Linked DNA regions of Mus musculus: regions 1, 3, 4 and 5 are each linked to region 2. A link is a loop called in an ENCODE intact Hi-C map of the cell type or tissue named here. Cell type or tissue: left cerebral cortex. All regions are shown on one strand.

Region 1 (5,000 bases), 84 kb before region 2:
AATCCAAATTATAATAAATATCTGCATAGGGTGGCAGGGTTGTTACAGGTCATTATCTAACTTCCTCTTTTTCATATATATACTTACCATGCAATCCACCAGTTCAGTCAATAAATTTGCATTTTTTCATATTACTACCCTACCAGGAATTTGGACATGGCTTCTCTCATTCAGTGCTGAGCACCTCAAGAATAGCTCCCTGCGTCTTTCCACAAATCCCCCCTTTTTTTGTACAAAACAAGAAGAAAGAGAGGGAGAAGAGGAAAGAGTAGGTGATGATGATTCTTGGGATTGTAATGATCTTAGGGAGAAGGTGAGGGTGTGGGAGTAACACAAGAGCATTAGACCTAGAATCGGGGAGGAAAGGGAAAGTAAGGAAACTTGACAGGGCTGGACCTGCATGACTAAGGAAAGAAGTCAGGAACCAAACAAGGAAATAATAAAACAGCTGAAAATGTAGTTGAGTTGGGTTTATCAAGTAGAATGATTGTGTCAATAAAGAGATGAACTTGCTGTGTTTGGGCAGAGCCATTTCAGGGAAAAGAATATAATCATGGTATGTTGTACAAAATTCAGTCAAACAATTATAAATTTTATGTATTTAGAATGAATTTTTAAAAATAGGGTAGACGTGACACATAGTAGAAGAACGTGCAGGAGGGGAGAAGTGGGGCTGAACCATCTGGAGCACTTGCCTGTGTACGAAAACCTGGAAGACAAGGGCTGCAGCCAAAATGAAGAGGGAGCCACAGAAATGGTTCTTACAGTTTTAGGAAAAGAGCCTCAGAAAGCACAAGGCAACAGCTCCCCCTGTGCCACTGTGCCATGTTCGTAACCAATAGCCCTGGAACCTCCGAGGTTCACTGAAGGTGTTGGAGTTCAACTAAGATAAAGTTTCTCATCTTTCTCTCCCCACCCCCAACCTTTCTCTGCTGCCTTCTTTCACTTTCGGGGAGGCTGGCTGAGTCATGGCTCTAAATAGGTGGGTGCTGTTGGATACAATGGGCCCTCAACAGTTCTGTGCAGTGGGCTTTCTATGCTTAAAAGCATTACTCACTGTAGTTAAGCTGTCTGCAAAACACACTCTCACTCTGATTTTTTTTTTCTCAAGTTGATTTAATCCTGGCACTTCATAAAAATGTGTGTAGCCATTAAACCAGGAGGATTCTATTCATGTCCAAGAGAAATCCCTGAAAGGCTTGAGTAAAACTCAAAGTCAGGCCCAGATCTGGCAGTGAAGTTACACAGCTGGGCAGGTTCTGTGCAAGATTTCAGGAGATGAGCACCCCACCTCCAAATAAGGTTCTAATCAAATGCCAGAATTGAAACTTGCCAAATCCTCACCACTACCACCACTGGCTGCCTTAACTTAAATCATTCCTTTTTATTGCCCCTGACTAGGCTGAGAACAATCATAGAAATGGCCACTGATAGATGACTCTGGCAATTTTGTGAGTTATTACGTAAAATAAAATGCTGAGCAACATTCCTTTCGGATTTATATTCACACTCCTCCTCACAGCCAACAACCACCACCATCCAGCCCATTTTAGCCACGCCAATCTCTCTGGGAGTGACCACACCCATAAAACCCCATTGCTGCTGCTGCTTGCTTTGTGTTTTCAAAGGTTAAAAGTAGGAATAGCCAACTTAAGAAAATCGTTTGTATTTGTATGATTCTTCTCTACCTTCTTGCCTCTTTCATTAGGAAAACTTGATGTGATGGGCTTTGCTCAGACCTCAGAATAGCAGCAAAACAACACACTGGAGTCTAGAGAGTCCCTATAGAATTTTTGCCTACAGCCCCCGCAGACTTTTACTGGCTCCCTGGGAGGAAGTGAGCTAGGTGTGAGGAGATGACTAAGACAGTAATTGGCAAACATCTCAGATTCAGCGATCATGGTTATCAGATGGGAAGTGTTTTGGAGGCACAGATTGTTCCAAAAAAATATAATAATAAAAAAAATCCCCAGCATTGCCCACTCAAAAAGTGGGAATCTTAGTAGACTGCTCAGTGCAAATTAAAAGCAGTAGACGGTAATGAACGGTTGGTTAAGGAAGAACTGCAGATCCTTAAAGATAGGTGGAGTTGGTGTCTCATGAGTAAAATGAGCTACAGAAAGTGAGAGAGATGGGCCAATATTATTCATTTATCCCACAGAGTTCTTTCCTTTTCTTCCCCATCTCTTTCCTTCCTTCCTTCCTTCCTTCCTTCCTTCCTTCCTTCCTTCCTTCCTTCTTTCCTCCCTCCCTCCCTTCTTCTCTCCCTCCCTCCCTCCCTCCCTCCCTTCCTTCCTTCCTTTCAGAGTCTTGATATATAACCCAGGCTGACCTAGAACTCATGATCTCCCCACCTCTGCCTTCCTAGGTGCTCAAGCCTTCTGGATCACCTTTTCCTATCAGTCAGAGTTCTGTATTAACCATAGGAAGATGAGCTACGGTTTGTCTCTGAGCCCTTGATTCTAATCTTGGTGCATGGAAACCCAAGGGTTGGTCCCCTTAGATACTTATACAAATGCTTCCAAGGCTGAGACAATTCCATCTTCTATACCTTCTTCCTTCATGCTGTATCATCCCATGGTAGAAAGTGGAAAGATAAGGGAGAGAGATAAGAGACTGACGGGGACCTAGGTCACTGTTATAACAATCTGCTATTAAAGCAACTAACCCATTCTTATAATGACGGTAATACTCTATTATTGGGGGCAGAACACATGTCTGGATTGCCTTTTATTGGGCCCCATCTTAATGTTTATTAGTGCTAATTTTCCAATTCAGGAACTCTGGAGAATACATTCAAAATACAGTAGAATCCAATGTCTAGTCTTAGGTTGAACAGAAAAATTACAAAGGCCTTTTAAAGGACAATTGGGAAAATTTGAATATGTAGTTGGCTTTATGTTATACTAAGAATGTATCATTTTTGATAGATGTGAGATTTTGGTTGTATAAAATAGAGAATGGTACTGTATTTAATTATACTGTATTTTCATTTTAATCCTTTTTTAAAGCACACACAAATATATTTAAAATCTTCAAAGTTAAATGTGCATCAAAAGTTAGGCAAAGTTCAGGGCTTGGTGGTAGACTACTTGCTTACCTAGTATGTTTTCATGGAAAGAGGAAGGAAGGGGAAGTGAAAAGAGAAAATCTTTAGATTTTCTGTTTTCATATATGTTTTGAATACATTTAAAAACCAAATTAGCTATATAAAACGTGTTAGAAAATATATTAGACTGAGGCTAGAACATTTGTCGGCATGCACGGCACTCAATCTCAGTCTTGCAAAAAAAAAAAAAGTTGTTTTAATGTGAATATTTTTAGAAATGTAATGTAGCAGCATATATGAGAAATGCAGTCCCACCCACCAGGAAGACAGAGCAGAGGTCAAGTGACCGCCCCTTAAAGGAGCACAGAGATAGGAGCCGTGAAGTGGGAGGAGCCATCCTCCTTAACAGTTCAGAGGTCAAGTGACCGCCCCTTACAGCAGCACGGAGATAGGAGATGCGAAGTGGGAGGAGCCATCTTCTGTAACATCTGTCAAGCTTAAAATATGTTGGAATTATTTTGACAATATATCTCAGATCGATACCCATTCAAGTCCCACTTCCTAGTTACAATCTTAAAATTATGGTTAATCTTTTTAAAGATGATGTTTATTTTACATCGTTTCTAAATTGGGGAGTAGAGGATGGAAGAAGAGAGGGAGAGGAGGAGAGGGAGAGACTGGAACATAATCCTTTTCAGGACTTCCTACTTAATTAGATAAGGATGCACACTAACATATTTTGGAAAGAAGTTTTTGTTTACACAATTGAACCAAAAAGGGATTGTGAACAGGGAAATCCAATTAACCACAGCATTCTCTAAGCATCCTGGTTAGCTAAGAGGCTTGGTCAAACCTCAGTCACACTGAAAATACATGTCCAACTTAAGTGCTGTGGAGTGAGGGCAAAGGCTATATAGTAAGCCATATTAAAATGCTAAAAAGACTCCTGTCAGTGTGAGTCTTAGGGGACACAGTGGCCTGACCCTCACAATGGCATTAATATGCAGTGCCCTGGAGAGGACACATGGGCTTTGAGAGTAGACAATATTCTTTAAAAAATGGGTTTAATAAGAGTGTCCTACCTAAGAGAAAGCACTTCCAGAAAGGCACTTCTCCACGTGTGACATGGAAATACAGCTTTATCATGGTTTTTGCATGGGTTGGTGACTTCTTAACGTTTGTATTCGTTAAACCTCTTTTGTATTAGATATAAAGAAGAACTTTATAGTGTGATCTGATATTACACTGTTACTTAATCAGGGTTGAAAGAAGGATGGGCATGGCAAGATGCCCCAGCAGGTTACAGCATTTGCCCCAAAGTCTGATAGTCAGTGTTCAACCCCCAGATAGCACACGGTGGGAGAAGATAAGCCACTCCCTAGTTTGTCTTCTGACCTTCACATGTGCATATGTGCGCACACAAAAATAAATACATAAGTAAATAAATAAATCTAAAAAAGTCTAAGACCATAACATAAAAGCGCATTACTTTCAAGGAATATTCTCCCCACTTGGTGAATGGAATGGTATATTAACATAGTCATAATTTGATGGGACAGCATTGGCATATTACTACGAATCCAATTAATTGGCTGATTAATGAATTATTAATAAGTTGACAGTCATTACTCTTTTTAAAAAACAATTGTTTCCACATGCAGGCAATACAGTACACCTGAGAGCACAGTAGCAAACAAAGTAAACAGCTCTCCACTGTGTGAAGTTTGGAGTCCATTGTGAAGAAGCTATCTAAGAAGAAATTGGGATAAAACATAATTTGTGTTCTTGGGGGAAAGAGATGAATACTTGGTGAGCATCTAGCAAGGGCTCTTACCACAATAGTGAAAAGGACACAGCAGGCCGCTTGTAATGCTTTGGATGCCCTCATCCTATTTCCTCTGGGTAGATACACAGGGGGTTTGGATGGCTACATAGGAATAGGGCTGTCACA
Region 2 (5,000 bases):
TTTCCTCAGTTACCATGACCCCTAAACATTGTTTCACCAACTTCTCAGGAGAGCTTTTAAGAGTAGACACATGACTGAGTGCTTGGCTCATTTTCCTTTCACTTGTCCTCCCTCTGGTGGAGGTGTTAATGAGTGAAACCCCAGGATGGGCAGCTGGGAATGCCAGGGCTTGCATCCTGTACCCCTTACTCTATTGGTCTGTGGGCAGTGAGTGACTGGCTGTTTGTTGCCACTTTCCAGATGACCTGAGAGTGACTGTGCCTTTTGGTCTACACAGAAGGAATCTAAATGGGAGATGAATCATTATTTAGAGATTGCTATTGCTCATTTATCTTCAGACAGGAATAGTCCTAAGTTTTCACTGCTAATGTGTTCCTAGTAAGTGTCAATGAAAGAGTAAATAAAGTTCTGCGAGGAAGCAAACTAATAGTTTCATAGTTAATACACAGCAATGTGATACTTTAATATCTTAGTAACCAATATAATGTTTTTATATTTTCAGAGTCCCTAACTAGCTGTGATTTCACCTGATGTTCACAGCCCAACAAAATATGAAATGTACTGTTACATTTATAGATTCTAGTGGGCAGGCCAGAAGCATATTTTCCAAATCGTAGTCATGTAGTCTTCTCCATTCACAGAGTCTGATACCCATAAGACACTCATGACATAGCTCATAAAGTTATGAGAAGCATTCCCATGATTTTGGGACACTATGACCATACCTGTCCTACAAATAGGATTAAATTCTTACTTATTGACCACAAATCTATAGGCACATAGTTAAATGCTGGGTAATATGGTTATTATAATTGAAAAGAATGTTTGAAGTAGCTGTATATCAAAGAATGGATTCTGGGCTCGACTCCTGCCTCCACAATACAATCTCATTAAGATGTACATAAAACTCTGAGTAGTACCCACCAGGAGACGGAGCTAAAGAGATGCTGGCTGCCATTGGTCCTGATCAGCTCTAGTACTTACAAACAAGTAAACATTTGCCCCATTACATGGAAAATGAGGAAGATAGATGGTAGTATTTTTAAAAAGACTTTAAGTGTGTGTGTGTGCTTATGTGCAGTGAATACAAGTACCCTCAGAAACCAGAGGTGTTGGGTATTCCTGGAACTTTAGTTACAGGTGTTTGTGAGCTGGCTGGTGTGCATCCCAGGAACTGTTTCAACTGCTGAGCCACATATCATCTCTCCAGGCCCTAGATAGAATCTTGGTTCTCACATGGTACTTCCTTTGACTGAAATGTTGCATCTGTAGATTTTGTTACTTACCCATAATTCCATAATGACTTTTATTTCCTTTTACTGGCAACTTTTTCTTCTCCAGTACCAAAAGGAAACCTTCTCCCCAAACCAACATTTGTAAGATCAAAACCTTGTAGATATGCTCAGCTGTTAGGCACTCAGTTATGCCATGCACACACATTTGCATCTGTCAGTGGTGGATGTGAACTTTTCCCTAAGCCCACCAGGGATAAACTGTTTGAATGTTATATTTCTATTCAGTTTTTGCTGCTTTACCCAACGGCAGGGTATACCTAGATCTGCCATCGACCTGCATGCTGCTACTCAGTAAATCACAAATATACAGTAGTAGGCTCTGTTTTCATTTATTTATTATTTATCACCCTGGCTATTGGTTAATTTGGTTAGGGGCAGTCACACCTTACATATTTCATGGCTACTGCAAAAAAAAAAAAAAAAAAAAAAAAAAAGATCTAGTTAATTTCTCTCCTCTAAATGTCAGGTTCTGGTGGTAAATTCTGCCTGGATTTGGTTGTAAATTCTGTCTGCCCTCTTTCACTGTAAGGAACAATAAAGTGAGGTTCAGTTTCTTCTTTATCAGCTCCTGAGTGCTCTTTCAAAAACCTCCACAAGAAACAGGACCCTAGGCGATGGGTGTGGAAAGGAGGAGGAGTCTTTAGAAGGCAATTGTAGCAAAGATGAAAAAGGTAACACGTTCCACAGCATCTTGGTTTTTGTTCTGTTCTCTCAGGATGGTGGCAGACACAAAAGCTGTCAATGAGGATCGAAAGGACCCTCAACAGCATCAGCAGGGCAGAGACCTGGAGGGGGGGTGTGCATAAGACGGGGAGAGGACAGGGGTGGGGTGGTGAAGAGGTGCCAAGCACTATCCCCAGAGCTAGAGGCTCCTCTAGGGATCAGAGCTGGTGAGCCACCTCCCGAGATGGAGTGGGAAGGGGAGGCTGAGGGGCGGGGTAGAAGGCTTGAGCGGTAGCCCTTGATTGGGTCGCATACTGTCGTAGCGTCACCGGATTGGACGGTTTGCAGCGGGAGATGTTATGAGGTGCAACAGGGCGGAGCCAGCCGTTCGGGTCAGAGCCCAGGCCCGGGAGTGGGCTGTGGAGCGGCTGCCACGGGGCTGGCGGCTTAACTAGTGACGGGAGCGTGGGGAAAGCCCAGCCACCGCCGCTCGGTTCCGCTAGCCGCGCCTAATCGCTCAGCCGCCCTGCAGGTTTTAAAAAAAAAAAAACAAGAAAAAAATTCTGAATGACTCGTAACCGCCACCACCCAGTCCCTGCTTACCGCAGGAAGCTACCTTGCAGTGCGGCGGGCAGGGACACTCCCTTATCTGGAAGCTCCACATCCCGTAGCTTCTCGCCCCACCCGCTGCAAAAAAGGGGCCGCCGTCCCCCAAGACCTGTCCGGCAGACAGCTGCAGGGATGTGCTCGCTCCCGGAGCGGCGCTCGGGAAGCAGCCGGAGTTGTGTGCCCAGCGTCGGGGTGCGGGGACGAAAGAGCTAGCGGGTGCCCAGGTTGTAGGGGGCCTGGCGAGCACCACCCCTGTCCCGGCCCGTCTTCCTCCTCTAGCTTGGCTCCCGGGGCCGGGTGACTGCAGACCGAAAACTCCTCGCCCCGGAGCGTCCCCCGGGAGGGGAGGGGAAGGAGGTGGGGTAGAAGGAGGTGGATCCAGAAGGAAGGCGCGAGCAGTCCGCCCCCGGGAAGCAGCTCGCGCGCCCGCCGGCCCGGCCAGTCTCGCGCTCGGCGATCGCGGGCGCGGGAGCGTGGGGCCCCGGCCGGCCCGGCCAGGCTTGAGTGCGGCGGCCGCCGCCCCGCCCCACGCCCTCCCGCGGCGCCCAGAGCCCGAGGCTGGCCGGGGCAGGTCGCGGCGCTGCCTGGGAGCCGACCCTTAACCCGCGTTCTCCGTTGCGTGGCCGCTCCTCTCACCGCCTGGGGCTGAAGCGCGGGCCCGCGGAGGCCGCGCCCGCGTGTGTGCAGCGAGGGAGGCCGGGGCACAAAGGCGAGCGGCGGGCGCCGGGGTCCGGCGGGCTGCGGAGGAGGGGCGGCGCCTCATGAATATTAACCGAGCCGCGGCCTAGCGCGCCCCGCCGCGGGCCGAGCTGCCGAGCGGAGCCCTTGCTTCCCGCACGCGCCCCGGCCGCGCTTCCCGGGAGCCCGCGCCGGCGACCCGCCTCAGGAAGGGGCGGAGGAAATAGTGGTAGGTGGGTGGTTTGCTCGTCGCTTTCCCCTCTGCTTCAGGTGGCCGGCGGGGAGGGCGAGCCGGGCTCGGGGGTGGGGGGCCGTAGCCGGGAGCTGAGAGTTGCCGGGGCCGCGGCTCTTCCGAAGCATGCTAGGGATCCGGAGCGGGAGCGGGAGCGGCGCCGCGTCCCACCCGCGGCCGCACGCCTCCCCACCCATCCCCGCCGCGGGCCAAGGAAAACAGCCGTCTCCTTGGGGGCGCGGGCCGGGGCGCAGGGCAGGCTGCCACGGCCGGCCGGAGTCACCCGCGGCCCGGGCGGCCGCCGCCACAGACGCCGCCGAGCCCACGCCCGCCCTGGTCCGAGCTGGCTTTTTGTTTGTTTGTTGGGGAGTTGTAGGGCGTCTGCGAGTCTAACCCGGTGCGGAGAAAACTTCGCTTAAGAGTAGGTGTCCGGGTGCTGCAGAATGAGCCCACTGCCTCGGCGTTGCCCAGGAAATGCAGCACTTGAATCGGGATTTTTTCTCCCCCCTTCTCGAAGGCTTCATAGCAGCCAGGCGTGTTTGACATAGCCACCGGGGCAGTTCTGAGGTCTCGTTCTCTTTCTCTAACCGACCTTCAGGCGTTTTCCTTCTTTTTTAATTGTTGCATGAGAGGATTCACCTTAGTAGACTTTACTTCTTCGTATTGTGGGAGAGGGGGAGCTTGGTCCGGGCTTGTGGCAAGGCTAAAGATCGGCGCCTGGGGAAAGTTCATGTCCTTCATTAACTTCTCCCTGTTCCAGGAAGGCTCTCCGAAAGCTGATTTTTCTCTGGCCTCCGAGTAACACCGCCTGGAAGCGGACCTCTTCTCTCTGCACTTGGCTTCCACCCTACCTGCCAAGGAAACCTGTCGCCCTTGAACTTTAAGACTGGAGAAATGAAGAGGGCTAAGTCTGTTGAAGAAGGTATTTGAAGGGGCTTCCTGCAAATCGTTTTTTTGACCAGTCCTTCATCGCCTCAGAATCTGCTGTGGAATTGCTTCCCGTTTGGTGTGTGGTGGCACTTCTCCAATGTGGACTCCAAAGGATTTGTCCCTTTACAATTTGAAATGAAATGATGGCCACACATTGGACTGGTCTGCCTGAGGAAGATGGTGACAAACTCAAGGCCTGTGGGGCGGCCTCTGCCTGTGAGGTAAGCCAGCTAGCTGGGCGGTGGCTCATGTCTGTGAGCGTGCTGAGAGTACGGGGTCGTCTGCCATTGAGTCGGTCGGTCAGCTGTTTGGTGGCAGCGCCCCAGTTGACCTGGAGGGAGGTGAAACCTGGCCTAGGACTGTTTCTAGGGACTTTAGCGATTAATTAGCAGGGGCAAGTCTGTCTTACATGCCAGAATCCTGGTTACCCTTCTGAGCAGGGGGCAGTCTTCCATGTCTTCCCGAGAAGCCTGAGACCAGTAATATTCAGCATCCATTTTTCCTCCAGTGTTTTGGACACTGGTCAGCTTGGGGCTGGCTTTATGTAACTCTTGTGTGTGTTACATCCTCTGTGGCGAGGGCAGGTGGTACTC
Region 3 (5,000 bases), 170 kb before region 2:
AGAGCATCAGATTCCCTGGAATTGGAGTCACGGGTGGTTGTGAGCAACCACCTGAGTGCTGAGATTTGAACCCTGGTCCTCTGTAAAAGAAGCAAGTGCTCTTGATGACTGAGCCATCTCTCCATCCCAATTCCTGAAAATTTCAATAATATTGCTGATGAATATTGTCTGGGTCAGTTTTAAAGAAAGAAATCAGAAACAAAAGGCAGCTACAAAAATGATTCTGAGTGAAACTATTTACCTGTGTGCAAGAGAACATTACCCATTGATACAGCCAGGCACCAAACACAAGGACTAATGTCAGGGAGCCTACACCTTACACTCCTCTTCTTCCACAGTTCTGGTCCTTAGAGATTAACAGCTAAAGTGCTGAGCATGGCTGATCCACCAAACATAAGTACAATATTATTACACAATTATTCCAACTTAGGGCAACATGGATTGATAGGTAACTATTTTCCCTTCAGAGCAACACAACCAGCATTCCTCTTGCCAGTGTGTGCACTTGATCTTAGCCAAAGAGTGAAGAAGCTAGTGTGTGTGGGTGAGTGTGTGTGTGTTGCTATGTTTAGAAACCCCGTGGCTTTTCACATCCTAGGCAAATGCTCTATCACTGAACTACACACTATCCTAGCAAAAATCTTTTGGAGAAGACATAGTCAAGAGAACTAATGTGAGGCCTTTAAACCCAAAGTGTGCTGAGTGCAGGCTCTGGCATGATATGGGAGACCAAGGATATATAACCAGAAAGCAGGACCTTAGAGGAAAGAACAAAGAACCAGGGCGCTGGGCTATTAGAAAGCTGGAATTAGGGGTTGGTTTAACAACAGATTCATAAAACAAGGCTTCCTAATCAGAGTAGAATAATTGCCTTTAGCTACAACCTGAGACAATTAGAGTCAAGTGGTAAATCTGATACAGTATTTTGTAAAATGTCCCTGCCCTGGACCCATCGGATCACTAGGGTTTGGTCAGAGGAAATGCCGGCTCGGATCGTGGAGCTTTCCAACTCCTGGCAGGACGCCAAGCTCTGAAGTCCTCCGGGATACTCCGGCCCACTTCCAATGCTCGAGAACGCACTGCACTGACTCTTTTTAATGCATTGACTTGGGACAAATGTGCATTTAAAATCTGGCAGGGAGGAGTCTTGGAGATTGCTGGCCTGGGGGCTGCAGCGATGGGCTTTGAGAAGGCAAATAACAGGGGACTGCTTTTTCTCCTGAACGAATCGCAGGCCTGTCCCATATCCCCGCGGGCTGCAGAGTCGGCAAAGGGGCAGGCGGGGGTTGGGGGGCGGTAAGCCAGGGACGCTCCCCGGAGCGCGCTCAGGTGCATCAGGCGCTGCTCCACAGCTGCTCCCGCGCCGCTTTGGGAATGAGGCTCGACTCTAGTCCCAGCTTTCCCGCCCGCAGGCTGGGGGCGGGGCGGGCCCAGCCACATTCTCCCCCACCCCACCCCCCCGCCCACGCCCACGCATCCTCCGGGCGTCTGTCTGTCCAGCGTTCCCCGCGAGAGACGTGGCCGGGAGCAGTGAGAAGGCGCCAGACTCTAGGCGAGGCGTCGTGGTAAATGCGAACTCTGGATTCGGGCTCCCTTAGCTCGCGCCCCTCCCCTCTCCTCCCTTCGTTGCACCCCTTCACTTCCACCTCCCACCCCTTTAGCTGAATTGCGTTGGGGTGAGAACGGCCAAGGCTTTGTTCCTCCTGCGGGCGGAGATCGCTGGCTTCTTCGCATCCAAGCCTCCTCTCTCCACCCCATCTCACGAAAACCCTACTAAAATCACTCCTTCATCCAGAGTTCCCAGTAACTCCTCCCTTCCCACTCTCTCCTGGGTTTTTGGCCCGGAAGCCTGCCTCCTACCGAGTCCCCACTTCGGCTAGCCACAAGGAGTCTGGCCTGTGAGTCCGGGTGTAGGAAGACCCCAGCATGCAGCTCGAGAGACCATTCTGCACTGCCTATTAGCACTTCAATGAGTTTTGTTTTCAAAACGGCAGAGAACTAACTCTTCAGGGCAACCAAAATGCAAAGTAACGCAAGTGAATACAATTGGAACTTAGAATGTGGAGCGCGACTCTGCAGAAGCCAGCAGCCAGAGTGCCCTCTGCCTTCACTTGATATGCGAGAAAAACCCAGCAGTGTGTCAAGATGGAAGGTGGGGCCAGATCCAAACCTCTGCAATTCGGGGGATCATTCAGGTGTCAACCGGAGGGTACCCACCTCCCATAATCTTGAAATTAAGCTCTAGCAGATGGTGGTTATGACTCCAGGATTGGAATGAAAAGGTGTGAAGGTGGTGGGTGAGGCTGGTTTGCCATTAAGATCCTCTTTCCAGAGCCCAGCATGTAATTCACAGCTAATCTGTTTATGGAAATGATTGGATGTGTTTATGGATTGATTTAGAACGAGTGGGTTCAGAAGGAAACGCCTCTCGGTTAAATAGAACTGTTCAGGTTGAACAGGTCTTAGTTAAACATCGGGAACCTACCTTTCCTCAAGGAGTTCCAGGTTCCGCTCCTATGTGGGGAGCGGGTGTGGCGGCAGTCCCAAAGGTGCCAGGGACTGTAGCTAAGTCATATGACTTGCACCTGACTTCCTCATATAAGACACAAACATCTTGAGTGCTGCGCAGGTGTACCAGGATACAGGTGAATCCAATTTGGTGGAGATTTGCCCCTGCTGCCCTGATTAGCTGAAGCCTCGTGACTGGCGAGGGGGCGTGGCCTGCTGTGCGTGGATGGGAACTGAGAGTATAAAAGAGTGAGAGGCCCAGGGTTCGGGGGAGATATAAAAACAAGGGAGATATAAAAACAAGGGAGATATAAAAACAAGGGAGATATAAAAACAAGGGAGATATAAAAACAAGGGAGATATAAAAACAAGGGAGATATAAAAACAAGGGAGATATAAACAAGGGAGATATAAACAAGAAGAAACAGGACTGAATAAACGTGTGCAGAAGGATCCTGTAGCAGCGTCGTTCTTCCTGGCCAGTTGAGCATGCGCAACAGAAGTGATGCCGAAACCCGGGAAAAGAAACATCTTCAGGCAAGAGCGAAGACCCGCTGCTACAGGGAGGATTCAGAACTGCATCACTGGGAAGGAGCGGTTAATAAAGTGTTCCCGTAAAACAGACTGTTGAGAAGGATCCGGCGTGGATTCAGAACTCTTCAGCTGGGGAACGGTACTGATGAAGAGAAAGAAGAAAGATGAAGACGGAATAAACTGCTGTTAGAAGGACTGGTGGTCACGTCGTTCTTGCTGGTCGAGAGCGACACTCCTACAGCTTTGGAACCACACAAACTCTTCTTCCCGAAACTTGCATTCTGGGAAGGGACACAGGCAAGCGGTGTAAAAACACACAGTCCAGATAATTCAGCCAGGGCCGGGAGCAGTGTCTTTACCCATATGATCAAAGAGTCTGCAATGACATTCACAAGCAGCAACAGAAGGTAAACCCACGTTGGCACAGAGATACACGTCAAGGACAGAGAAGAGATCACTATATCTGATTTGTGCTTTTACAATAAAAACATTCCAGTCGCTGTGGGTATGATAGACCAGATGGGAGGGGGGTGAATATATGAAAGAGCAAGCATTAGCATTAAACTAACTCCCTCAGGAGTTACAGGTCAGGATGCTCTGTAGGCAACTTGAAAGTCATACTTGAAACTCCAGAATGTGATAGGACAGATTTGGAAAACCGTTGGCAGGTTTTCAAGGTTAGTTTTGGGGATAAATGAAGAATGGAATAAAATAAAATGGAAGAAGTAAAAACGACTATTAAGAACAAATGCCTGGAAAGCCCCCCAGATGTGAGAGGCACACTGTGGACACAAAGCCAGATCAAGGGACCATAAATGAAGAGCGGATGGGAGAAAGCAAGCAGGAGGAGGAGATGTCTAGAGAGCAGTTCGATGGAAATGGATTTACCAGGGTCATGAGATCAAGAGTGTCCGATGTTGCCAAAAGAGGACGTGGGATGGGGATGGGCAAGAGCCCATTAGTGGGGAGCTCCTAAAGAGAAGGAAAGAAAAGGGGAAGGGGAAACCCATGGTGAAAAGGAAGCGAGGGCGTCTCTTAAACTGCTTCCTGCTGTCTAGGGGGTGTATCTGGCTTTCACCATCGGTATCCATTTGGTAATCGTCTGAATCAGGTTCTTTTATGGACAGCAGCTCTCCTGTGGCGAGTGGCTGGTAGTCCTGTAACAGGAGCTGATTAATAGTTTGATTAGAAATGTTTTTTTATCTGTCTGATGAAGGAAGGTAGAGACAAGATTAATGAAACAAGGGGCAAATAATAACGCCAGGAAGATGACTAAGAGAGGGAGTATCCACTTCCATATAGGATTTGCAAAAATCCCAGAACCGGAGGTCTCACGGTCTCTGAAGTTTTTGATGTCTGCCTGTAGCTCCTGGATTCTGTTTTTCACTCTCCTGGACTGGTTGATGTAGAAACAACATTCTTCTTGGAGGAACAGACAAAATCCACCTTCTTTAGCTGTCAGGAGATCTAGGCCCACCCCCGACCCGCCGGTTTTGAAGTACCACAGCTGCCAAAGAATCGATCTGTTTCTGGATAGTAAGCACAGTTTCAGTCATTTCCTGAAGATCACTTTTAAACTGGGAAGTGAATGTATTATATTGTGTCATAGACGTCGTTATCCCTGCTATTCCAGTACCAGCACCCACAGCTATTCCCATGGCAACCAAAAGTGGCACAACTTGAATTGCCTTCTTATGTTGGGCAGCTATCATGTTTACAATTGGGACTGGTAGGGGCTCATTTTCCTCAATTACCCCCAGGTCCAGGAAAAGGAATACCAACGTGCAAACCCCTGACCAGCTGGCCAGTAGACGATGATACACTTGAGTGCCACAAAGGATTGACGTGTTCTGGACTGAGGGGCATTGTGGCAGAGATGATGTGTCAAGAGTTATGGTTTTATTGCAGGCTAGAGAACTCAGTGTTTCTACAGAGCAAGTCCCAGAGGTTTTGAAGCA
Region 4 (5,000 bases), 130 kb before region 2:
TTTTGTCAGTTTCTTAAAAAACAAAAACACGCTTACCATGACCCAGAGCCCTTCACCTAGGCAATTATCTAAATGGAATGAAGACATAGTTTCTACCAGTGCTGGTCTGCAAAGTTCATAACTACTGCTGTATTTATAATAACCCAAACTAGACTGTTCCAACTATCCAGGACAGTTGAAAGGGTAGACTGGGGAATAGAACGTCACTCAGCAATTCCAAGGAATACACTGCAGACAAAGAATGAGGATGCTAGGATGCAGCTTGAAGCAGTCTCAGATGAACTGGATTCAGTACGAGAGCTGGAATCAAAAAAGCTACTCAGCTACATTGAAATGAAATTCTAGGAAAAAAAAAAAAAACTAAATAGAGCAGAAAGCAGAGCGATGCTTGGGAGAGCCAACAAGCTGAGAGCAAAGAGACAAAGGGACACCAGGAGCTGCTTGGCTGCTGGTCTGCCATGTCAGGGCTGTAGTGAAGGACTCGGGGCTGAATGCACTTGTCCTGACTCACTGGATGAAATACCAGTATTGATGCACGTAAAGTTTGCTTGAAACAAGCTGGGATTTTTTTTCTTTTTTGGTAAAACATAATTCTAAATATTACTGCATTTTATGTTTGAAGTCAGGAAATTTTACTTGAGATTTGATTAAGAAGTATGAGATGTACAATGTTTAAGCAGTCATTATATACATGTGTGTGTGTGTGTGTGTGTGTCTGTGTCTGTGTGTCTGTGTGTCTGTGTGTGTGTGTCTAATGATTATTTGTAATAATGATTTTTGTTAGTTGTTTTGAATATTAACTGACTTCAGTTAAGCTTTTTTCTTGTTTTTGTTTTTAAAGACAGGGTTTCTGACTGGCCTCGAGCTCAGTGATCTGCCTGCGTCTGTCTCCACAGTGCTGGGATTAAAGGCGTGCGCCACCACTGCCTGGCAGTTATGTAGCACAATCCAGTGGTGTCTTGTTTTGTATTCTCTTGTAGTAAAATTTAAGTGGGCTTGAATTACTTTGCAGGCTTATAATTTTGCATACTGTAGTTCATTTTAGTAAAGCTCAGGGAGGGGGGTATGTAATTAGAGGAAAGTGCTCTATCCCACACTGACAGCCAGAAATGTGAGGTTTTTAGTTGCTTCGCTCTCTGCTCACACCGATGGCTTACTCAGTTGTATTGTGTTTTCATGTGTGCATTATCTTAATTGCCACCAGACTCTTGACATGGGAATCATTATCTCCACTGGACACAGAATAGATTTTAAAATATGTCAGTTGTTTACTGACTTGATTGTGGTTCGCCAACTTGTAAAATGAAAATTATGACTTACCAGGCTTTCAAAGCACTCTTTCCTCAATCCCTTCCCTGGCTCCACCCCTCCTGTTTCTCCCACTAGTCCTTAAAATACATGAGAGATAGTACTAGGGTGTAGCTAAAAGAATAGACATTTGCCTAACAATCAAAAGACTCTGAGTTAGATCCTCAGAAATCCTACTCCTTGTATGTAAAAATTGTCAAGATTGTGATTTTTCCAAACCCTCAGCTGTTGCTCGGCTCACTGGACTGGGTTATGTCGTTCATAAATCCTAGCTAGGAAACAACATTGCCAGTAGTTTCTGGCTATAGGCACTAAGGAAGGGTTTTATGCTGCTATTTCAAGCCCATCATTTGCAGAGGAGCTAAGAGCTCTGTGAACTTAGAGTAAGATGCAAGACAAAACAAAGCATTGCTTTTCTGTATTAGAGAATAAACTATCGACTGAGAACACGTGAAACCCAAATTTAGCACCAAGTGCAGCAGTGTCAGCCTGTGGCTATTAGATGAAAGGAGCTTGTTTTAGTTAGGGTTACTATTGTGACAAAGAACCAGGACAGAAAGCATTTGGGGAGGAAAAGGATTATTTGGCTTACACTTCCACAGCACTGTGCATCTGTGAAGGAAATAAAGAGAACAACCTAAAAAGGGGAGGAACCTGGTGCAGGAGCTGGCTCAGAGGCCACGGAGGGGTGCTGCTTACTAGCTTGCTCCCCATGGCTTGCTCAGACTGCTGTATCACAGAACCCAGGACCACCAGCCCAGGATGACCCCACTCACAATGGCTTGGACCTCCTCCATCAATTAAGGAAATGTCCTACAGCCAGATCTTATGGAGGATTCCTCCTGTCAGATGACCCTAACCTCTGTTCGATTGACATAAAACTAATCAGAACCAGACTCTTTCTGGTACAAAGGTGAAGCAATTAAAAAACATATGCACAGTATTTAAAAATGTATCCATTTAGCTAACATAGCTGGAAGTCTGGTAGACCCTGTGAATCCAGGGGAAAAAAATAAATCCTACTCAATTTGTGGCCTCAGAGGAGTACTGGCCTGGCAAGGCAAGCTAAAGAAACAACCAAAAATCCTGAACCCTGAGGTCAGAGTGATAGGCACCCTTATAATAAAGAGGCAGTCTCATAAGCACAATGATACATAAGCAAGGTAGATAATCCACTTTATGTAACTGAGGCCAGACAGCTGGGTGCTTTGTCCTAGGTTGGTCCATTCCAGTATAGAAATAGAAATTTATGTTTAAGAGTCAGAGATATCAGTGGATAAAGCCCCCTGCAGCCTGAAGACCTGAGTTTGATACCAAAACCCATGGAGAAAGAAGAGAACTGCAGATTTCCATCTGATTCACATAAACAAACACAACAATAAATAAGATGTAATTTCAAAATAAAATTTAAGGAAATTCACCCTCTTTCCCTAATACTGAGCTTAGTAAGACCTCTTCCCTTTTTTTCTCACATTCGCTGGAATCGAAGGGGTCGTTTTGAGAGGGCCATGCTGTTTCTAAGTTTCCTACAGTCTCACCAGGGCCAGAGCAGAGAGAAGTATGTCTCAGATCCAGTGAAGGGCTCAGTGATGCCTGAAAGGTTCCAGTGCTCAGCCCCTCAAGTTCTGGCCATGCCAGCAGTCCTTGGGAAAAAAGTTAGACCAGGCCGCACAGATGAGATTGTGGAAATCAAAGAAAATTATTAAACCAATAAGCATTGTTTTCATAAAACTGGGGCCTTGAAATGCAGTTCTTTACCAACGGCAGAGGCATGTTTGCTACATGTACTTCTACCAAGATGTATTGAGGAGTATCTTCTGAACTCAGTGGTGGTGTTCAAGGATGAGATGAAGCGTTGGGCCCTGGGGCCTTTGCATCTAGCAACACTGGGCACATTTTCTTATAAAAGACCCCTTTCAACATTCAATTCAAATGTCTTGGATCATATCCTAGAAAGAGTGCTGGCCTCAAGTAAAATTTTCCCACATTTTATGTTCCAAACACTTGATTGCTAGAAAAGTCTATGAAGAAATTTGACTGAGAGTCAAACTCTCAGGACAAAGGTCGTGACATTTTGTTGCCTGGCTCCAGAATGAAATGATCTTTTGTTCTGTGTTTTCTATATATACTGTGTTAGAAAATTTTGCTTTGAAAGAACTTGAGTTATAGTTTTAAAGTCAAAAAAGGACAGAAAGCAGTGAGAGGAAGTAGCTACTCTAAATATTTTTTATTGTTAGATATTGCATTTGGAAGGATGTGACTTTTTCACTGGCTTTGATGAAGCTGCCCATGATAGTCAAAAATCAAGTAAAGGGAAGTAATCAAAACCAGTTCTGCTACATGTTGACAGGTATTGCTTCTTCATTTGACCTAGTCATGAAGTGATTCTAGATGTTATGCCTTTGTTCTGCAGAAGTAGTCATTTATATGACTCATTATATCTCCATCACCTCTAGATAATTTTCCATTTCTGTGCTCAGCTATACTATATTTTTTTCAGAAAAAAGTAAGCAGGCCTCCTCCTATCCTAAATGGCTACATATATCTGACTGTGTTCCAAACATAGAAAGAAGAACAAGAGGCAAAACCAAGAAGAATGTCAGGAGATGTCAAGATGTCTGACATCTCCATGTCACCAATCTGTAGACCCAGGTCTATTAGAGCCAAGGCCTGCCGTGCTCAGATGGGAGCAAGCACGCAGGCCTCAAGTCTTGGTAAACGTGAAGAGACTTCAGCATATAGGCTTTGTGGCTGATCTGTGAAATGAGTCTTATAACAACCTCCTTTTATTTCTCCAATAAATCAACATGTGTATTAATTGGTCGGGAATCCCAAGGCTATATATACCAGACAATTAAAGAGAGCTTTCCCTTCACTTTCTGTGGGATCTATAGTCTGTTTGTGTATCAAAGGGGGCTATCACACAGTCATGCAAATAAACTAACTTATTCTATCTATATGAAGAAATGCACATACCTGAATATCCTATATGAAGACTCAAGTATACTTCAGTAATTCTCAGTTGTTCTTCATTGTATGCCAAGAGCCTCATTGGATGAGAGGGCCTGGCCTCTGCTGACTTCAGAAAATGCCTGTCAGTCACAGTGTAATTGGTACCGGGATGAGGCCTTTGCTGAAGCGTGGGAGCAGGCAATGGGAGGAGCACATGGGAAGAGTCTTTGGCTGAGCCATGAATTGCAAAGATAATGTGGCAGTGTTTTTCCTAAAGCTAACAGGACAAGAGAAATTATTGTTGAAGAAGCAGCCTTCAGGCTTTCATACAACAGCTTCAAAAACAGAAGGAAACTTGAAACTGGGATATATGGAGCACTATGTGCCCCGATGGCAGGATGGACTTCATGGGCCTCTGAGTGTAGAAGACCACAAGCAAAGGAAGATTACGTATTGATAACATCTTAGTATCATAGCATGTCAGTCTGACGTAGACCTCTGGAGACAGTAGAATCTAAGGATGCAAATGTTGCTTCCTTAAAGATTCTAATCAGGGTAAAATGAGATGTCTGCACTCTTACTTCCTTCAGATCTCTTCCTAAATGTCAAGTGTTGGACCTGATCTAAAGTAGTATTCTCCATCCTTGCTCCCTTTCAGCTTCTGCTTTATTTTCTGAAGAGTGTATCAGTAGCACAGTCTGCCTGTATCTGTTAGTGGCAACTCCTGACTGTGAGTCCAT
Region 5 (5,000 bases), 120 kb before region 2:
CTCTGGCCTGGCAACTTGAGGACCATCCCCAGAACCATATAGGTAGAGTGGGGCCACAAAGTGGGGCCTCGGTAGAAGCACATATAGTGGTGACACATGTGCACAAGCACAACAATAAAGAATAAATAATTTTTTTAAAAAAGGATGATCTAAAAAATGCTGTAGCTACAGAGCTGTGAGCCTGACGTGTCCCAGCCTTTTACACAGCTGGCCAGAGTGCCTCCCTAATATGCTTTGGCATGCCTGCCTCAGAACCTGCAGGGAGCTCTTTGGTGCACATGATCTTGATGGAATGGCACAGTTGGCTTACAGACATCTGAAGAGAGATACCACAAAGAAGATACACGATATACAACTTGTCTCAGAAGTGGGTACTTCCCAGGACTGGAGTAGAGCTAGGTTGTAGAGCATTTACCTACGGTGAAGGTGGCCCTGGGTTCCATCTGGTGCTGAAGAAATGTGGCTACTTTTCACAACAACATCAGCTTTTGTCAACTTTAGGAATCCTGAAGAAAATCTTAGTTTTGCAAATATGTATACGGAAAGAGATTGATTTCATTGTGAGCACAGAGCTCACTCACAATGCTGAGGTAATTCCCTTGGTTATCAAGCTGAGGAAATTCTATTAATTTTAAGAATTTAATAGTTCAGTTTGTAATTTTTAAAAGGCTAAAACTGTCAGCTGACAGAATAGGACAAGGCTACAAAGAATAAAATAGTTCAGTTTTCTCAACAGCCTCCTCTGGCAGGGCTGGGGGTTTCACAGAGCACCATACTACTGAACAAGCTTAGAATAGAAAGATAAACCAGGGAGCAGTGTGTCAGCCCAGACCATGATTGGCCCGATGCTGGCATTCATCTAACATTCTCTATAAACACTGTAGTGTGGCTGCATCTGAGTACTCACTATTTGAGCACTGGAATTGTGCTTGTTTGCATGGCTGATAAACTTTGTATTAACTTGTAACACACAGAAAAGAGCACTGATAATAAACATGCCCTGCAGTGACTATTCAACTAAGTAAATAGGCCTGTGTGTCATCACATAAATAGAGGCTGGGGGTGTGGCACATGCCTGTAACCCCGGCATTCAAGAAGCTAAAGTTGAGGCGGGCGTGGTGACACATCGCATGCCTTTAATCCCAGCACTCAGGAGGCAGAGGCAGGTGGATTTCTGAGTTTGAGGTCAGCCTGGTCTACAAAGTGAGTTCCAGGACAGCCAGGGCTATACAGAGAAACCCTGTCTCAAAATACCAAAAACAAACAAACAAACAAAAAAGAAGATAAAGTTTAAGGGTGGCAGATTCAAATTCAGCCTGAGCGACATAGCAACTTTGAGGCCAGCAGAAGCTATATAGTGATACTGTGTCTCAGAGACGGAGGGAGGCAAGAAAGAGAGGGAGGGAGGGAGGGAGGACAGGAGTTACCAATTATCTGCTGTGTTGTTCTTCAACTTAAAAGGGATACTCAATAATTTAGTAAGAATGAAATCCACTTTATCCTTAAAAATCTCTAGACTTTGTAACTCTACTATATGAGAGGATCTGTGCTGAGTAGCCAATCCCACCTGTTAGAGTCATCTTTAAATCGCCAGTTGTTTGTTGAAAGAATAAAGGAATGAACAGCTAAGCCAGCATTCACGTCCAAGTACCAAGGCAATGAAGGAGAAAGAGTGCACACTGCTCATGTTAGAAGAACCTTCACTTCCTTTAACTCACTGGGCATGATTCCTGTGACCTTGCCACAGGGTGTTAGCAATGTTCCTAGCCCAGGTGTCATTTTTGTTTGGTCCAAGTGTGAAAAAAAGGTAAAGATGAACTTCCCATGGAACACCCAGGTGAAAGCTCCCTTCCCCAAGATACAGTTTGCACAGGGTAGGAATTTATGCTTCCAGATTCTGGCCAGGATTCTGATGTCACAGACAATTAAATATAGCTTGTCAAAGGTGAAGACTCACAACTATTCTTCTCTGAGGTTCTGACAACACACACACTTTTTAAAAAAGTCCAGCTGCAATTCAAGGTGCAGTCTGCGGCCATAGAGCAGATCAAAATAACCCCAGGGCCCCACAACAGTCAACTGTTGGCATCATTCCATGGCCTGAGGAGCTGGCCAATCAAACCAGGAAGGGATTAATGCCTAACTAGAATGTGAATTGTTGCTTTCCAATAGAGCAATTTAAAGATTAAGGGGGAAAAACTCCTGGGCAGTCTGGTCCCACTGCCATGCAGTTCCACTGGCAGCTTTGATGAATAACTATCGCTTCAGCCACTGGCTCTCTTCTCTCACCTCTGGGCAGTAGTTTTTGTTGCCAGTGGCAGAGCCAGCTGTGAGGAGGGACTGGATTGGTGCAGAGCCCTCTGCTCTGCTTCCAGTCTCTGCTAACAGCTACCTGCTTCACAGCTAATTGTGCAGACATGTCAGGGAGATCCCTGATGGAATTCCCAGCCCCTGGCCCTTGCAGGTAAGACTTGTCAGGACTCTGCCTCGAAGCCATCTGTTGGGGAAGTAGGTGGTTATCCATCCACCATCTGTTGTGGAGGTGGGAGTCCATCCACACTCAGAAAGAAAGCTCACTGGGCATGCAGATGAACTGGATGCTACGACAGCAGATACTGCCAGAAAATAGGACAAATGGAATTTTAGAAAAGAAGTTGTTCTGCTTCTACTTAAAACAAGGACACATGGTGGATCATTGCACTGGGTCTTTCCTTTGAGAGGCATCCTTCTGTCCTTCTCCTTTTATCTCTGATTACAACACATACTTGCCTGCTGCTTCCCTTCCCTCCTCCAATTGCTGGCATGATGCCAATGGAGAGACACCCACTTCATTTGTTCCTTGCAATGTGCTGCCTTGCTTGTGGCCCATTCAATGACACCAAAAAAGGAAGCAAAGGTCTGGCATGGTCAGATGAGCAATAGAGGTTCTCTCTCTCTCTCTCTCTCTCTCTCTCTCTCTCTCTCTCTCTCTCCCTCCCTCCCTCCCTCTCTCCTCTTTCTTTCTTTCTTTCTTTCTTTCTTTCTTTCTTCCTTCCTTCCTTTCTTCCTTCCTTTCTTTCTTTCTTTCTTTCTTTCTTTCTTTCTTTCTTTCTTTCTAAGACAGGGTTTCTTAGTGCAGCCCTGACTGTCACTCTGTATGTAGACCAGGCCAGCCTCAAACTCACAGAGATCCACCTGACTCTGCCTCCCAAGTGCTGCGATTAAAGGTGTGTGCCACCACCACCTAAATAGAGGGATTTTTCATTGTGATCTTCTGTTATGTGCATTCATAAAGAAACCAAGATACAACTAATTCTCTGTAAAACTGTATGATGATGTCTAAGACATATGATTTAAAGAATTTTTAGAGAGTTAGACTTTTTTCCTAAACTACAAATTGATTTTTGACTCATAATTACTTTGTACTGTGATAACTTAAGGTTTGCTATTCACGTGGAAAGTCTCAAAGTTTAGCTTCAAACACTGTTAGAAAAAGTGTCCCAACAAAACACCCATGGAAGGAGTTACAGAGACAAAGTTTGGAGCTGTGACGAAAGAATGGACCATCTAGTGATTGCCATATCCAGGGATCCATCCCATAATCAGCTTCCAAACGCTGACACCATTGCATACACTAGCAAGATTTTGCTGAAAGGACCCAGATATAGCTGTCTCTTGTGAGACTATGCCAGGGCCTAGCAAACACGGAAGTGGATGCTCACAGTCAGCTATTGGATGGGTCACACGGCCCCCAATGGAGGAGCTAGAGAAAGTACCCAAGGAGCTAAAGGGAACTGCAGCCCTATAGGTGGAACAACATTATGAACTAACCAGTATTCCGGAGCTCTTGTCTCTAGCTGCATATGTATCAAAAGATGGCCTAGTCGGCCATCACTGGAAAGAGAGGCCCTTTGGACTTGCAAACTTTATATGCCCCAGTACAGGGGAACGCCAGGGCCAAAAAGGGGGAGTGGATGGGTAGGGGATGGGGGGGGGTATGAGGGACTTTTGGGATAGCATTGGAAATGTAAATGAGGAAAATACCTAATTAAAAAAAAGAGAGAAAAAATATTAATAAGAAAAACTGAAAAAAAAAAGTGTCCCAGACGTAATCTCCCCTTTTGGTGATGTGCCCAGGAAACAGGGTCATTGGTTTCCAAATACAGTTCATATATATAGAGAGAGATCTTATTTATATATAAAAAGTTCTACTTGAATCTTTGTCCCCTTAACTGTATTATCATTTTTGATTGTTTGTTTGCTTGCTTGCTTGCTTTTTAATTCTAAAACAAAACAGTATGATGGCACATGCCCATAACCTTCACACAGGGGAGACTGAGGCAGAAGCACTTGAGGTTCAAGGTCAGGCTTGCCTGACAATCAGGCTCTGTTGCCTTCCCTGGAAGAATCAGGGTAGCTGCCATTTGCCTGGGTCTGTGTTTTCTGGGCTCCAGAGGAATAGAAAGCAAGAGGCTAGCAGCTCTGAGCCCGGGGCTTGGTAGCTCATGCTTCATATAACCTCAAAACAATTGGAATTTTTGCATCTGAATTTTTCCATCATCAACCTTTGCAACTCTAAACCCTTCAAGGATCTTGAGTAGAAGTAAAGAAGAAATGTGGTGTTTGATTTAAGGACAGAGTAAGCTGGCAGAGAACAATGTCCTTTGGAATACATTTCTCTTTATTCTTTTCATATCCTTGTCAGATTTGTCCACAAGATAAAAGAACCCACAACACAGATCAACACATTTATGTAATATTACTTTAAAGCTTTGTGTGTGTGTCAGATTTCTCGCTTGTCCCCAGTATAGTTTCTCCCTCATTCAAATGAAAGAGCATTTCAGCAAAGATAAGCAACTATAATACAGTCTCTTAATCTGACATATAATGGAGAAAGGCTGCTTGCGTCTACAAGGACACTGGCATTCTGCCTATTAGTGGAGAGGCTAAAGTTTTCTCTCTTTTTTTTCAACTGTTTTGTTCTATTTTGTTTTGTTCTGTTTTGTTTTGTTTTTGTTTTG

The links. Hi-C counts contacts between places; a loop is a spot of excess contacts. Peaks named below come from ENCODE experiments on the same cell type or tissue, not always from the same donor. Only the 100,000 strongest peaks of a DNase experiment are listed, where the experiment ranks them.
Region 1: a loop joins it to region 2, with 7 times the contacts of the local background. A loop is called at or near these places in 5 of 42 quality-filtered maps.
Region 3: a loop joins it to region 2, with 9 times the contacts of the local background. A loop is called at or near these places in 9 of 42 quality-filtered maps.
Region 4: a loop joins it to region 2, with 2.6 times the contacts of the local background. A loop is called at or near these places in 2 of 42 quality-filtered maps.
Region 5: a loop joins it to region 2, with 2.3 times the contacts of the local background. A loop is called at or near these places in 2 of 42 quality-filtered maps.

The regions. Positions count from the first base shown.
Region 1 is chr2:21,050,645-21,055,644 of GRCm38, reverse strand. It overlaps the pseudogene Gm13377. Among named protein-coding and RNA genes, the nearest start is that of Gm13375, 84 kb to the right of the region's middle. In left cerebral cortex, CTCF peaks have their summits at 813 and 2,049; DNase peaks (open chromatin) are centred at 740, 986 and 1,858; H3K27ac peaks cover 1,207 bases.
Region 2 is chr2:20,966,958-20,971,957 of GRCm38, reverse strand. It overlaps Arhgap21 (Rho GTPase activating protein 21), which reads left to right and starts at 4,237. Exons shown (of 24, transcript NM_001081364.3): 1 at 4,237-4,628. The coding sequence starts at 4,548. It overlaps Gm13375 (predicted gene 13375), which reads right to left and starts at 3,084. Exons shown (of 2, transcript NR_033225.1): 1 at 2,575-3,084; 2 at 1,610-2,484. In left cerebral cortex, CTCF peaks have their summits at 109 (motif pointing left) and 2,327; DNase peaks (open chromatin) are centred at 3,324, 3,973, 4,201, 4,613 and 2 more places; H3K4me3 peaks cover 3,174 bases; H3K27ac peaks cover 3,609 bases.
Region 3 is chr2:21,138,472-21,143,471 of GRCm38, reverse strand. It overlaps the pseudogene Gm13377. Among named protein-coding and RNA genes, the nearest start is that of Enkur, 64 kb to the left of the region's middle. In left cerebral cortex, no CTCF peak of the experiment used is centred here; DNase peaks (open chromatin) are centred at 1,755, 2,006, 3,462, 4,684 and 2 more places; H3K4me3 peaks cover 1,322 bases; H3K27ac peaks cover 1,465 bases.
Region 4 is chr2:21,096,526-21,101,525 of GRCm38, reverse strand. It overlaps the pseudogene Gm13377. Among named protein-coding and RNA genes, the nearest start is that of Enkur, 110 kb to the left of the region's middle. In left cerebral cortex, no CTCF peak of the experiment used is centred here; DNase peaks (open chromatin) are centred at 334, 1,155, 1,387 and 2,021.
Region 5 is chr2:21,088,982-21,093,981 of GRCm38, reverse strand. It overlaps the pseudogene Gm13377. Among named protein-coding and RNA genes, the nearest start is that of Enkur, 110 kb to the left of the region's middle. In left cerebral cortex, no CTCF peak of the experiment used is centred here; a DNase peak (open chromatin) is centred at 2,643; H3K27ac peaks cover 331 bases.